Linked DNA regions of Homo sapiens: region 2 is linked to region 1. The links are chromatin contacts, found by Hi-C in ENCODE. All regions are on one chromosome and are shown on one strand. Each heading gives the region's core, a stretch centred on a gene start or an enhancer-like site at or near the end of the contact. The rest is flanking DNA. Distances are from core to core; before and after follow the strand shown.

What was found. A loop is a pair of places that touch in the nucleus more often than their neighbours do. Pooled maps may share reads with other maps.
Region 2: a loop to region 1 is called in a map of ascending aorta, with 3 times the contacts of the local background. The contact joins the enhancer-like site here to the promoter of STK32C in region 1. A Hi-C loop is called at or near these places in 1 of 168 maps with a recorded cell type or tissue (ascending aorta), 1 of 37 single-sample maps with no recorded cell type and 7 of 50 pooled maps.

What each region holds. Positions count from the first base shown.
Region 1 is chr10:132,302,434-132,309,892 of GRCh38, forward strand. It overlaps STK32C (serine/threonine kinase 32C), which reads right to left and starts at 5,517. Exons shown (of 12, transcript NM_173575.4): 1 at 5,139-5,517. The coding sequence starts at 5,400. RefSeq lists a silencer at 5,341-5,990 and enhancers at 6,243-6,787, 6,788-7,330.
Region 2 is chr10:132,626,278-132,633,279 of GRCh38, forward strand. The region is part of intron 2 of INPP5A (inositol polyphosphate-5-phosphatase A); the gene reads left to right. Among named protein-coding and RNA genes, the nearest start is that of INPP5A, 92 kb to the left of the region's middle. RefSeq lists an enhancer at 2,248-7,002. Within about 2 kb of position 5,339, at least 25 of the 41 ENCODE cell types and tissues checked have a DNase peak (open chromatin) inside an H3K27ac peak, as active enhancers do; they include ascending aorta, where a contact is called at or near this core.

The DNA of each region.
Region 1 (7,459 bases), core at 4,267-6,766:
GCTGCCCCAAGGGCCCCCAGGACACCCGGTGCTGGGCCCAGAACCGGGGAAGCCAGGAGCAAACATGTGACGGGGTGCCCGGCAGGAGGCCAGGACCATAGGCCTCCTCCCCAGTCCACACCCCAGACCAGGGGCCTCTGCAGCCACCAGGCTTCTGACCACCAAGCGCCTGCACTGTGGGGGATGGGTGTCTGGGCCACACAGAGAGCCCCCACCCCTTGCCTCACAGGGTCAGGAGGCAAGGAAAGAGCACCCTCCAAAATGCGAGTCCACACCTGACTGGAAAGTTTTCCCACACTAGGGCTAAGCTGACGCTCTGGAAGGACAACCCGTCCATACCAACCGTGCGGGAGGAGCTGTCCCCAGCCCTCGGCAGCCCCTGGGCTCAGGACCTTCTCTCTTCTCTGCTCCATGAGCTCCGGCAACACCATAAGGAAAGAACGAGGCAAAACCATCACGGGGCCACTAGAGTCACTCCAAGGCAACGTGACAGACCACCCAGAAAGCCAACAAAATGAACTTCAAAGCTATAGACTAACGAGAATTTAGCCAAGTGCAGTCATGTGCAAGAGGCAGCGAAGTCTCAGCCACACACAAGGTGAACCTTGTAAAAGTGGAGCGTTCCTTCACATCAGCAGCAGCCAGCGTGGAAACGGTCCCACTCCAGTCCCACAGGCCGGGAGCAGCAAGGGCGCAGCCTGCCTGGGGCTCTGCGGTGAGGGGCTGCGTGGGAGGCCTCAGATCCCTACAGGGGGAAACATCCTAACTGCACTCATCCTGGGAAAGAGGAGAACTAATGCGAGAAGGAGAGAGCTTTCTCACTCTCCGTCAAGCGATACTCCCTACGGGCTGCAATTTCCAACGCAAAAAGTGAAACCACAGAAGCGCTAGAAGAAAGTACAGATGCAGGTTTATGAATTAAATTATTATTAACTGTGCTGGGAAGGACTGCTGTCACATAAAGGCAAGGCCGGACGCAGCCACAAAGGCAGATGATGAATCTGACCACACACAAATTAAACACATCCATAGAGAAAAAAGCTAAGTAGCAACATTAAAAGATAAATGAGGAACGTGGGAGGGAAGCTGCTGAAGGCTCAGCCTGTGTACCAGGAAGGGCGAGAGGAACCTGCGGCTGCCATCCCACAGGACACATGCCGCTAACAAGCGCGGGCAGGCAATTCAAAAAGTGTGGAAACACGTGAAATGTGTTTAGAGCTGAATGCTCTAAACATTTAAGGTAAAAAGATGATGAACCTCATTGATAATCAAAGAAACTCAAAGCATGAGTGCCATCTTTTAATCTCTTAGACTGGCAAAGAATAGAAACATTGCTGATACCCAAAGCTGGAGAGGATTCAGGGGAAAAGGCGATCAAACCCTCCCGCTCCTGGAGCAAGTGAAAATGGGTTTTCCCTTCCCGCCAGCTCCGCTGGCAGCAGGTGGTCTGGTTCTCTCCCCTGCAGGTGCCTCCCGCCACCCACTGCACTCGCTCCTGCCTCCCTGTCTTGTCAGTCTCTCTGCTTCCCCTCTGCCCGGTTACCCCACGACAGCATGGCCCATAAACAATGCTCAGAGAGGGACCAATTGAGCGGCCACACGTGTTAAGGTATTTCACACGGACCCCTTTGCCTGAGCAATGTCGTTCCTAAAAATGTATCCTAGGGAAACAATGCCAAGTGCACAAAGATCTGCAACGATGTTCATCAATACGTCGTTTATGATATTTATAAAACAGAAACACCTCACAGTCCTGTGACAGGAAACTAAGTAAGCAGAGAAAGTCACAGCTGCTCAGGGGAGCACTGCAGAGTCGGGAATCTCAGCCTCGACTGCTGGTAAAACTCAAGAGGGGCTTAAAAAAAAAGCCTGAGCCCCTGAGCCCCACCCCCAACCCACCAAACCCCCCCAGTTCACCCACAGTTCACGGGTGTGGGGCTTGAGCATCTGCATTTTTTAAGAGTGCCCAGTGAATGACTCGGGTCCACAGCCTGGGGCTGAGAACTGTTGTAAATTCAGCCAACAAATGATGCCTCAGGTCTGGAAGAGGCTGGCAACATATCGCTGAATCAACAAGCACCTTACGGCAAATTGGCATGCAGAGCAGGATCCCACTTCTGCTAACAAAGAGAGAGTGTTTCTCCACGGCTGTACCTGGGACTGTATTTCCAGAAAAAGGCTGGGAGGTGACACCGTGATCCCAATGCTGAAGTTACAGATACCGTGGCATAAAGTATAGAATGTTTTTAAATGCATACATTTTAATGCTTTCATAATTAGGAAAAAACAAAGGTGTTTCTAATTTTAAGAGATGACTTGAGGAGTCTGGTGGCCCCTGGTCCTGCCTCACTGCCTGCCCGGCCCGGCGCCCAGGGCGGGCCGTCCACAGCCTGCAAGGGCCTGTCCACTCCAGCCTTCCCCAGATGAAGGCAAAGCCCCTCAGGGAGGAGCTACTTCCTGCTGGCGGGCTAATGCCACGTCAGGCTGGAGACTCAATGCTGTGACCCCGAGACGGGCGAGCGCCCCCCAGGTTGCAGAGCTGCTTAGCGGGAAGGTACCGGAGCCTCCTCTCAGGTTCACTTGGTATCACCAGGACACCAAGACAGAGAGGAATGAAGGGGCTCGCCCAACGCCATGCAGCTCTGGTGCAGAGCAGCAGCAGAAAGACCCCCTAACCAAGTTCAACCCCAAAAATGAATTTTTCACCGAAGTCAGAGAAGGGATAGAATGGGAGCATGTGAGGGGCTGAGGGGAAGGAAAACTGGAGACCCTCAGTTCTGGCATGACAAAGACGTGCAGAGAATTCTGTACATGCACCAAATATCTGCCAAATTAGGAAAATGGTTCTGGAGTCCACAAGGATTAAAAGGAACAGAGGACATTTAGTCTTATATGTCGCAACTATGCCTATCAGTTGAAATTTACCTGGCACTTTGTTAAACAGCACTCTTAATTTCTTTTTTCCTTTTCTCTGCATACTAAATTTGATATATTAATTAGGTGTTTTAATCTAAAAAATTCATCGGAAGGTCTAGCATTGCCATAGCAACCGTGCAGATTCAGTAAACTCGAGACACCAACACAGCACCAGGGCCTCCTTAAGCCAGTGCTGCCACGGGGCCACGAAAGTACCAGGCAAATGACTGCACCAACCTGAAAGGGGTGGGACTCAGGGGCAACAGTCCCTTCCTAAAAGACTCTCCTTTCTCCTTCCAAACTGAATCCCTTCCACCAACACGAGTCCCCGGCATCCACACTCAGAGGTGCAGAACATTCTTCTGCAAACCCTGTGCTATGACTCCCAAGTTGTCTGTGCCCTGCCAGTGACAGGAAGAAGCGGAGGGAAGCGGTCACCGCCCAGAGATGTCCTCTGCTATTCGGGCCAGGGCCTAGTCTTGCCCTCCTGATTTCACCACACAAAGCCCAGCTGAGTCCCGGCGGGTGCTCAGTTTGGGGATGTGGCTGCATACCAAGCCATACGGAGCCAGCAGCATCCGTGGGACACCGTCAGCCGAATCTCTGCCGTCCTACTACAGGCAAATACGGTGATGCTGGGGATGTGAAAGAATTCCCAAGTCAGACCGTGAGCCCCACAGACAGACTCTGTGCTTGCTCTTTTTGCCTTTCTAGTGATCCTTGAATTCTGTGACATAACACACTGTGAACACACAGGGAAGTCTACCCTACAAAGCTGAAGGCAGCCCAGTGCCACACCACTGTCTCCACTCCCACCCCCGGAGAGCACGGTGCCGAGACCCAGAAGAGCAGCCAGCTCTTGGCTGACACCAGCAAGTGCTAAACCAGATGCGTTTCTCAGACGTTCTCTCAACCCGCAGCCAGAAACGAGAGGCAAATCTGCCTCCTGATCAGCTCCTAGTTCACTCTGGGCTTTCTTTACTTTGAATATTTATGTTAAAAACAAAAACATTTCTCAAACATTCACCATCGTGAGTTCTGCTGTCCCGAAGTTCAGGACACAGTGACGGGCCACCCTGGAGCGTGTGGGGCCTGGTGTGGCTGGGCCTTCAGCCCTCCTTCTAGGCAGCACACCATGAATCCCCGGTGCCGTCTCCCGGAGGAACGGCGGTGCACGGCCCCACACTCACCAACGCCGGCCTGAGGTCGTATTACTGTAATTTCCCATAATGCTTAAATTATTTATCGCAAGTAAATAGCCTGGCTCCTGAGCGCTGGGCTCTAAAATTTTGAAGGATCCATCATACCTCTGCACGCTATCTATAAATGAAAAATGCACATTTCAAGTATTTTAAGAAAATGTCAAAAAACATGAAATGTGTCATCAATGTACGATTTTAAATGATTTGCATGTTACCTGTAGAAAAGAGCTGTATGTCTGCATGTGACTGTATTACAGTGCCCACAGGCAGACGCGGCACCACATCTCCCTGCAGGTGATAATTCGGGGGTCCCCGGGGCCCCCTGGCACCCCGGGAGGTGTCCCTGCAGGCCTGTCCCATGTCACCTCACCTGCCTTCTCTGCTTTCTATGGCGCCCACGGCTGCACGGTCACTCAGGAGACACCAGTCCCCGGGGTTGGCGGCTTTATCTACAGGACTCAGCAGCGCACTCGTTCCTGGCAGGGCAGGTCTTTGCACAACGGCCTGGCCCTGCCTCCAGCGCACATGGGTGAGCAGAGGATGGACACCGCGCGGTCACCAAGGAGACTGAGCCTCTGAGCGGCCGGGCCCCGCCACCTGTGGGGCAGGAGCCTCACTCGCACTCGGGCGGCACAGGTGAGCGCCTCTCTAACTGCAAAGTACAAACGAGCCCGCACGTGGGCCCGAGCGGATCACGGAAAGCGGAAAGCAGGGCTGCCACGGGCGGTGGGCGGAGGCGCGCGCAAGCCCGGAGACGCCACAGCCGCGGGGGACCCTCGCCCCGAGGGCCCGGGCCCAGCCTGCTCCTCCTGCGGCGCCGCCACTAGAAACGGAGGACGCGGGCGGGCGCCCAGAACTCGCGTGGGGCCGCAGCCACCCGGCGCGAGCTTCTCCGGAAGCCGGGGCGCCCCGGGAAGCCGTCCCGGACACCGGGGGAACCCCTGCGGGAAAAAGCCGCCCAGCCGCGCCCGCCCCTGCAATAGCGCGCGGCCCCCACGTCGTCCCCGTGCCCGCACTCACCGTCCTCCTTGTCGTCAAACACCGGCCTCCGCGCGGTGGCCGCCGACATGGACGAGCCCATCCTCTTCTTCCACTTGCTCCACTGAAACAGGGGGCGCGGCTGCGAGCGGACATCGCCCGAGTCCCGGGCCCGGGGCTGGCCAGCAGCGGGCGGCGGCAGGGCCGAGGGCGCGTCGGAGCCGGCGGGGCGCGCGCGGCCGGGGGGCGGCGAGCCCGGGGACGCCGCGGCGCTGCTGCCCCTGCGCTCGGCGCCACTCCTCATCGCCGGGTCTGGGTGCGCGCGGCAGCCGGAACTCGGGGCATGGCCGGCCGGCAGGGCCGGGAGCGGCAGTGGTAGCGGGAGCGCTCGGGGCCGGCAGCGCCCGCCGTGCGCTCTTCTGGGCGGTGGAACCCGCCCCGTAGATTGCGAGCGCTGGGGGCGGGGCAGGGGCGGGGCTTCTGGAAGGGGCGGGGGCGGGGCGGAGCTCCTGGAAGGGGTCGAGGCGGAGCTGAGCGCCGGGGCGTGGCAGGTGCGGAGCTTCGGGAAGGGTAGGGGCGGGGCCGAGCCGGGGGCGGGGCAGGGGCGGGGCTAGTGCCTGGAGTGTCGCTAGGGAGTGGGTGGCCGCCACCAGTCTAGGGATGGGGGCTGTGGTTCGCCGGGACACGGGGACCACGGCTCAGACTAGACGGCGGGTACGAGAGCGAGGGAGGCAGGGAGCGTCCCCACGGGTATCCTGGGGCCCCGGAGGTCGGCGTCCCTGGCACGGGGACTGCTGTGCCCGGCACGGCGGCGGGACCTTCTCGCGGTCTCCGGGGGCCTCCCTCCCCTGCCTTCTTCGTGAAAACAGCCGGCGCGCGGGCTTCCGCCGCCCAGTGCGGGGAGCCCTAAACTCCAGCCTTCTGCTTTGCGCAGGGTGAGGCCGGGCTGCAGGCCCGGGATGCGGGCGGCGGGAATCTGCCGGGCAGAGCCCGGCTCACGGTCAGGAGGCGGCAGGCTGAGTCCAAGCGCTGCGCCAGAGGGTGGGGTGGGGCAGGGCGGGCCTGGCTGCGCGCGCGCACACGCGGGCGCCTGGGGTGGGCGCTAAGCCCTGAGCACGTGCGCCCGCGCTCTCGGGCACCCCCGTGCCATCCTCGCGACCCCCGTCCGGCCTGAGACCGCGTGCCCGAGTCGCCCAGGGTCCCCTTGTCCAGATGCGACAGGGGCCTCGGCACTCGGCGTATTTCGGAGGCCTGGGGCGCGGCTTGACCTCCGGGCACCTCTGCCCCTGCGCAGGGCCAGGCGCGACCTTGCGCGGAAAGTGCTGGGCGCCTTGGAGTGCCCTGGAGAAGGCGCGGCTCTGCATGGAGCCTCGCCGCCTGCCCCTGGCGCTTGTCACTGAAGAATCAGTTTTTGCTACCGGGCTGTTTGACTTTAGGAAGCCTTTACCTCCTTAAGTTCTGCCCTGTAACCAGGACACAAAGACGGGGTCTCTTCCTCCTCGGTGAAATCCTAGATGGGATTTCCTGCTGCCCGCCCGGACGATGAGCGGATCCCCAACATGGCTCCAAGGCCAGTGTCTCCCGCTCCCGTCCCTCCCACCGCACACAACTGTCTACCCTGTCATTCAGCCACTGTGAGCCCTGCCTCCCCACGGCCTTTGACATTCAGTGTGGCCGCCCGCCCTAACCGCCTGATGCATGAAATGTGAGCACGGGAAGTCTGTGTGGCTTCTGGGCCAACAGGAGCCCCCATCCCTTGGGGACTATAAGGAATGGAACCATGCCCATCTACCTAGGACATGCACCCGCCTGGACATGCACCCGCCTGGACATGCACCCGCCTAGGACATGCACCCACCTGGACATGCACCCGCTTAGGACACATGGCATGCATTTCACTACTGAGATTTAGAGGGTATTTTTATGGCAGCATAACCTAGGTTACCTGACCAACCAGCCACCGCAGCTCTCCCTGCCTGGCTAGCACAAACGCATCGGTCTCTAACTTCCAGTGCACAGAGCCGAGTTTTCAGCCCTTGCAGCTGCGAAGCTCTGTTCCCTGCTCTCCCTCAAAGTTGCCATTCTCCAGCAGGCACGCAGAAGGCAGTGGGTTCAGCACCTGCCTCAGAGGAAGCCCTCGGTGCCCATCCCAGCAGGAGTGGTGAAGGAGCGTTTGGAAGGGGAGGTACCAAGGCAGGGCAGTGCCTGGAACCCTGCGTACCCGGTGCACACATCAGACTCCCCAGGGCTCCTCCCAAAACACGCAGCCTCTGAACTTACATCATCGCCTCTCCTCCTCTCCCTCTGACCCCTAAAAGTGGCAGAAAAGGAATAAAAGATATAACGTCCCCACCACCACCTAA
Region 2 (7,002 bases), core at 4,089-6,588, 320 kb after region 1:
CGCCTGGTTAAACAAAGCTGCCGTGCATGTGGACACGCAGGCTTCCCGGGACACACGCCTTCATTCTGCCTGGGTCCATTCCTCAGGGAGACTGTTGGCTGTAGGGTGGGTGTGTGTTGAAGGCTTCAAGGAGCTGCCCAGGTGAGGTGCCTGGTCACGCCTGCAGCCAGTAGGTGGGAGTCCTGGTCACTCCATGTGTCTCTCACAGTTGGTGCTGTCCTTTGCCTTTCGGCTCCCTGACACCGCTAAGTGCCTCGTAGCAATATACAGTTGTGGGAGCTGGCGTGTTCAAGATCGCAGACTGTGCAATTCTTTCTCTCTGTTCTGAAGTGAGATTTTGTGGGTGTGCACAAGAGCCCTCTGTCAGTATCCACAAGGTGGATTCTGGTGTTCGTTTTAGCCAGCACTTAGATTCTTTACAGACAGATTGTCAAGGCTTGCTGTGGAATGCACACGTTAGCAGTCTGCTGTGCCCTGTGGACAGCCCGAGCTCACAGCAGTGCAGGGGTTCCTGTGGCGACTGTGGGAGGCCCCTTGTTGGCTCCGTGTGAGGCCCTCCCAGCTCATGCCCCACTGCCCTCGAAGGGTCGTGTGTTCTGCTAGAGTCTGTTTGGCTGTAGTTTGGTCCTGTGCTTGGCACTGGGGCGGGGTGGGTGTCATAGACCAAATTGTGTCCCCCCAAGTTCATAGGTTGTGCTCTGACCCCAGTGTAATGGTATTGAGGGGGGTGGGCCCTTTGGGAGGTGATGGGGTGAGATGAGGTTATGCGGTGGGCCCCCCGGATGGGATGGGTGCCCTTACAAGAAGGGACACGGGATCAGGCTCTCTCCACAGGGCGCAGAGGCAGCTCTGTGAGCCAGGAAGGACCCTCACCAGGAACCAAACCGGCCGGCTTCTTGGCCTCAGACTGACAGCTCCAGAACTGGGAGAAATACGTGTCTCGTTTAGGCTCTCTGGTCTGTGGCATTTTGTGATGGAGCCTCTGCCGACCGAGGGAGGGGCTGAGGGTGGACAGGCTGGGAATACCTCACCTTGGGTGCTCCCAGGAGGCTTCACGGGGAGACCGGGGCCGGGAGCTGCTGCTGGCTCCACACCTGTCCTGAGAGGGTCTGTCCTGGCCGCTGAGCAGGTGGGTCTGGAGGGCGGTGGGGCTGGCGGTGCTGGGCGCGGCTCCCAAGATGCGTGCAGCTGTCCGCGGTGGCTGCCTCGTCCAGCAGCGTCCCTGCCAGAAGTGGGTGCTTTGAGGGCCAGTGCCTGGTCTGTCCCGACTCCCTCTGTGTCCCCAGCTGCCAGCAACGTGCAGCGGATGACAAGTGAAATGAACGAGGGAGTGAGAGCCGAAAAAGACACCTTCCAGGAATCGTGGTGAAAGCAGCGAGCACAGTGTGGTCCGGGGCTGGGGGTGTGAGATGGCTGGGATTATAGTGAGAGGCGAGACAGGGGATGCAGACGGGTAGATGCCACAGGGCCTCCTCTTCCCCGTGAAAAGCTTCAGACTTTCTTCATCCTCAGGGTAACGGCAGCCACGGACAGATTTGTGAGGACCTTTGGTTGGAGTATTGGAAACCGGGAGGGGTGAGGCCGTGGAGAGAGCCGTGTGGGGGAGGTGCCCAGGCTGGAGTGGCGGCGTCGGGTGTGGAGAGAAACTGGAGATAAGGGACGCGAATCTGACTCGGTGACTTTGTTGTTGATGTTGATGTCTTCACTGGTTGCCATTGCCCAGGAGGGTGTTTACAGCACAGCGCTCTGATCAGCAGCTGCGGATCTACTCTTGGTGAAGAGCAACCATTAGATTAGGCTCAAGTGTGGAAATTAACCGCAAACCAGATTCTAAAAGCAGACCTCCTGCCAGTGGTCTGGTCTCCTTTGGAAGACAGTGTGATCCTTGTCTGCCTGACGCAGCTCAGGCCCATTCCTACCAGCTCAGTAAGGGCCGGCATGGCTGAGAGCCCATCGTGGACCCTGGGAGGAGACTGATGGGAGGCTCCCCTTTCTGGGCTGTGTAACCTCACCGTGCCCCGCTTCCTCGTGAGCATGCACCCATGGCTGGCAATGACTGTGAGGAGTGACAGAGTGAATTCCACCGGGCCGGCAGCACCATTCAGGAAGCACTAACTGCTGTGAGGGCCTGGAGCCCTGTGCCCTATGGTGGCCGCCCCCTCTCCCTCCAGATGTGCTCTGGTGGCGGGGGGGGGGGGGGGCGTGGCGTGGGGGACACGTAGAAGGAAACATGGCTGTTTATTTCCTTTCCGGATGGGGAAGGCTTTTCTAAACTCCACATAGTTGAAGGAATTTGTAGAGGCAAAGACTGATGGATTCGAGTAAATAAAACTGGCAGGACTTTTCTTAGGCTCTTAGAGTTTAAATGTGATTAAAAGGCAGACTGGGAATATATTTTTAAAAACAACAATAGGCTGGTTTAACAATTTTTATAAAGAACTCTTATAAATGAAAGAGAACATGTAAAATTCCAATAGAAAGATGGTCAAAAGCTTCTCTTAGAATCTAGCCCAGCCCCATCCAATAGAAATGGTGTGTAAAGTGCATATGTCATTTCAAAGTTTGAAGAGTCACATTTTAAAAAGCAAAAAGAAATAGGTGAAATTATTTTAATAATATATTTTATTTCACCCAGTGTATCTAGAATGTTATCATTTCAACATATAATCAGTATACAGTTATTAATGAGACATGTTATCTGTTTTTGTGTGGCCTTCAGAACCGGGTGTGTTTGACCCTGAGCCGTGGCCGCACAGATGGCAGGAGCGAGGGGAGGTGGCTGCCAGGTAGTGCCCCTTCCTTGCTTACAGCTGAAGCAGCACCTGGCATTCCCATTCTTGGCCTCTGGGTGCCGAGGGTGGGTCCATTTGGCTGCCTGACGTGTGTCCCCAGCACTGCAGATGGGTGGTTCCTCTTTAAGCTACCTGGTGTTATACAGCAGTGGCCTCAAACTTGCTCTTGCCCTCTGACCCCAGCCCTCCCCTCCTAAGAGCTCCAGAAACACAGACTCCACGTGAGGGAACCCCAGCTCTGTTGTAGGGCAGTGCGCTGCCCGCCTGCTCAACTTCAGGTGACGAATGGCCCCATCCTCTCGAGCCAGGGCCCTGCAGCTGTTCAGTGTCTTCATGAACTTTCAGTGACTCAGGAAAGTGGCTGAAGATAAAAATCTCATCGTACATCTTTGAAGGGAGTTGTGTTACATTTGCATGCATAGCGGAAGATTGGCTGTGGGGCGACGGGAGACCTGAACAGAAGGTTCTTCTGTGTCCCCTCTTTTTCTGGAAGTCTCCAGTGTGGCTCCAGGGTTGGTGCTAGTGGCTGTGGAATGAGTGTTCACTTGCTGCTGCGTGGTTTGGCCCTTCCCTCTGCATTGTGCGGACAGCCCTGTGCTGCGGCAGTTCTCCACATGCATTCCACACGTGAGCATCCATGAGGGGTGGGTATCCACAAGGGAATGGCATCCACGATGGCCAGGTGGCCTCCGGGGAAGCTGTCCTCCAGGGAAGGCATCCATGAGGGAGGGTCCATGAGTGGAGGGTATCCATGAGGGAGGGGTGTCCACAAGGGCAGGGTGTCCTCCAGGGGAAGCTGCCCTCCAGGGAAAGACAATCATAAGGGGAAAGTGTCCATAAGGGGAAGGCATCCAAGAAGGGTGGGCGTCCTTGAGGGGAGAGTGTTCTTGAGGGCAAAGCGTTCTTGAGGGAACGTCATCCTCGAGGGAAAAGCATCCTCCAGGGGAAGGTGGCATCCATGAGGGAAAGGTGTTCATGGAGGAGGGCGTCCTCGAGGATAGGGTACCCTCTAGGGAAAGACATCCTTCAGAAAGGCATCTATGAGGGGATGATGTCCTCCAGGAAAAGGCGTCTATGAGGGAAAGCCATCCATGAAGAAAAGGCGTCCATGAGGGTAAGGTGTCCATGAGGGGAAGGCGTCCATGAGGGAAAGCTGTCCATGAGGGGAAGACGTCCATGAGGGGAAGGCGTCCATGAGGGGAAGGCATCCTTGAGGGGAAGGCATCCTCCAGGGATATGTGTCTGTGAGGGGAGGGTGTCCTCTAGGGAAAGGCCTCCATGAGGGAAAGACGTCCTTGAGGGGAGGTGTCCTTGAGGAAAAGATGTCTATGAGGAGATGGTGTCCATAAGGGAAAGGTGCCCATGAGGGGAGGGTGTCCTTGAGGGGAAGGCAAGCTCTAGGGAAAGGCATACATGAAGAGAGGCCATCCTTGAGGAAAAGGCATCCATGAGGGAAAGGCTTTCATGAGGGAAAGATGTCCATGAGGGGAAGACATCCATGAGAGGAAGACGTCCATGAGGGGAAGACGTCCATGAGGGGAAGACATCCATGAGGGGAAGACATCCATGAGGGGAAGACATCCATGAGGGGAAGACATCCATGAGGGGAAGGCATCAGTGAAGTGAAAGTGTCCATGAGGGTGGGGGGCGGGTGGGGCCTCGGTCGCACCTGCCATGACCCTGGACTTAACCTTGCCCTGCCCTGTGCGGTGGTGGGGGCCGGGAGGCGGCGGGGGCGGCGGGGGACGTGCTTCTTAAACTAGAGCTGATTTGTGGGAGCTTCGATGGCCCAAGCCCGGACTTTGTTCGGGTTAGAGCCCTGCGTTTCCACCTCTGCCCGTGGCGTCTCCGGCAGCAGCTTCTGGCTCCATCTGCAGATTTGCTTAAGTCACTTGCCCTATCTCTGGGGGGAAGGCTGCTGCATGTGGTCAGTGTGGTAGAACCCACAGTCTCCCCAAAAAACCTCTAGGCTGTGCTTGGGTGGGGCCTGCTGGGTCCCACACCCCTCCCCATGGTGGCCCAGCCCCACGCAGGGCCAAGGAAAGGCAGCTCCAGATCACACAGGCTGGCCAGGCTGCCTGCGGTGAGGTCATGGAAACTCATGGTGTCCTGTGTGCAGGGCGGAGAGAAGAACAGGCCCCTGCCCACACAGCTGCTCCGTGTGCCCTGGCCGGTCCCATCGGCTGCGCCTTGAGGAGGCTGTCTGACCAGGGGCCTGTGGGAACCTGGGTCTGGTTGGTCACAAACAGGCCTCTTTCTGGGGTCCCAGCACCCGTTGCAGCCCAGCCCAGCCCCGAAGGGACCTGGAGAGGAGAGCCCCCACCCAGGGCAAGGGTGGGCAGCGGGGATTTTAAACAGGGTGTTTTCCAGGCGTCGTTGGCAAGTAACTGTGGCCTTTTTCTATCAAGAAATTCCCGTGTCCCTCTGCGCGCCTTATCTTGGCATGGGGCTTCCACTGGGGTGCTGTGCAGGATGTAATTCCTTTTTAGGTCACTCCGATACTCCTCTTTGGAGAACGCCTGACAGGGCCTGGCTGTTGCTATTTTTAACACCGAGTCTTGGCCGTGCCGATGGACGTGGCCTGGGCAGGCCTGTGCTGCCTGTTTCCTGGGAACCAGGGGCCCTTCGTGCTGGGCCCCGCTCCGCGGCAGAAGCAGGGTGCTGCTTGTTTGGCTGGTGAACGTGCTTTTTCTTGCCATGCCTTTCCAAGATATTTTTCCTGGGCCTTCCTATGAAGCATCCAGTTCAAGGACACTATAATAAAACAACCCATGTGGTTTTATTGACTGCCCTTTTTTCCTTTAAGGTAGGAGCACCTGCTTTTTCACTGTAGAATTTTGGTGAAGAAAATGCACAGCTTTGGGCCGTGACTTCCCCGATAGTTCCAAGGTCACGCATGCCAGTGTCATTGTCACTCAGGGCGTGAAGTGCTGAGCAGAAGCTCAGACTCGTGGGTGGAGATGTGCACCCCCATGGGGGTTGTGTCTCTTCACAGCCCTGCCTGGTAACCTGGGGACACTCGGTCACATCTGTGCTTTGCAGCAGTGTGTTTCCAGCCAGGCCTGACCCAAGCGTGCTGTCCGACACTGTGGCGTGGCCTTTCCTGTCCATCCTCTGCGGTCCAGCAATATGTTTTGTTGAAGGGATCTTTGTCCAGGATCGTGCAGGCTGCAGAGGCTCCCAGGCCAGCCCTGGGGAGCTGCTTGGCTTTCTGCAGCTGCCTAGAGCTCTGTGTGTGTCCCTGTCCTCCCGGATGCCAGGGCGCCTGTGTCCCCTGTGGCTGTATCTCTCTGGCACGGGCCAACGCCTGTGGTGTGAGTAGCTGTGTCTGGCTGGTGTCACCTCACTCTGTCCAGCCTGTGCTGAGCCTGGATGCCAGCATTGTTGACACCTCACAGCGACCGTCTCAGGAAGGCATGTGCCGAAGTGGATCCTCTGAGAGGCAGGAACCAGGCCCCAGAATTCCCGCCAGGAAGGGGTCCAGCAGGAGCCCGTGCCCGGTGTGCTTCCTGGAAAGCCCACACTTCCACCCACCACCACTGCACCCCGCCCAGATTGTCATGGGCACTGACTGAATTGATCAGGAACTTGGGAGCCAGGTGTGAAATGCAGCCATTATTAAAAATCAAATTATATAAACCTGTAATAAAGTAAATATATTAAAACCAAAGGCAATAAATGCCCCACACTCATCCCTTCCTAATTATTGTACTGTTACGTATGATCTTGACTATTTAGCTCTGTGTCTGGGTGAGGGAAATACTCACACAGTATTTGATGTGTGAATGATGGTGCCTTGCCGAGCACCTCTCCTACCCCAGGTTCAGTGATGCCACATCGGTGGCTTAGCGTTGGCCATGGCGGGGCATTCACACCTCGGAAGGGCAGTCCCAGGGCCTCGCCTGGAGAGCTAGTATTGAGAGCTTTCGAGCACACCACTGCCTGGGGAGTTGGGGGGCTGGTTCTGTCTCCCTTCCCCATGGAGGAGGCCTCTGTCCCCAGGGCAGGGGCTCCTGGGTGCTGGCTTACTTGGTCAGGTAAAGACATTGCAACAAAGGTGCCCTGTCCCTGGCTGCCTTTTGTGGTGGTGCTAGCCACCCATCAGCTTCAGTAGTGAGCTCCCGGACCTCAGCCCCTGCCTGGCTCCCTTTAGTGGGCGAGGTGCTTGAATCCTGGCTGTTGGGAGTCATTGCTCATCAGTGAAGCATTT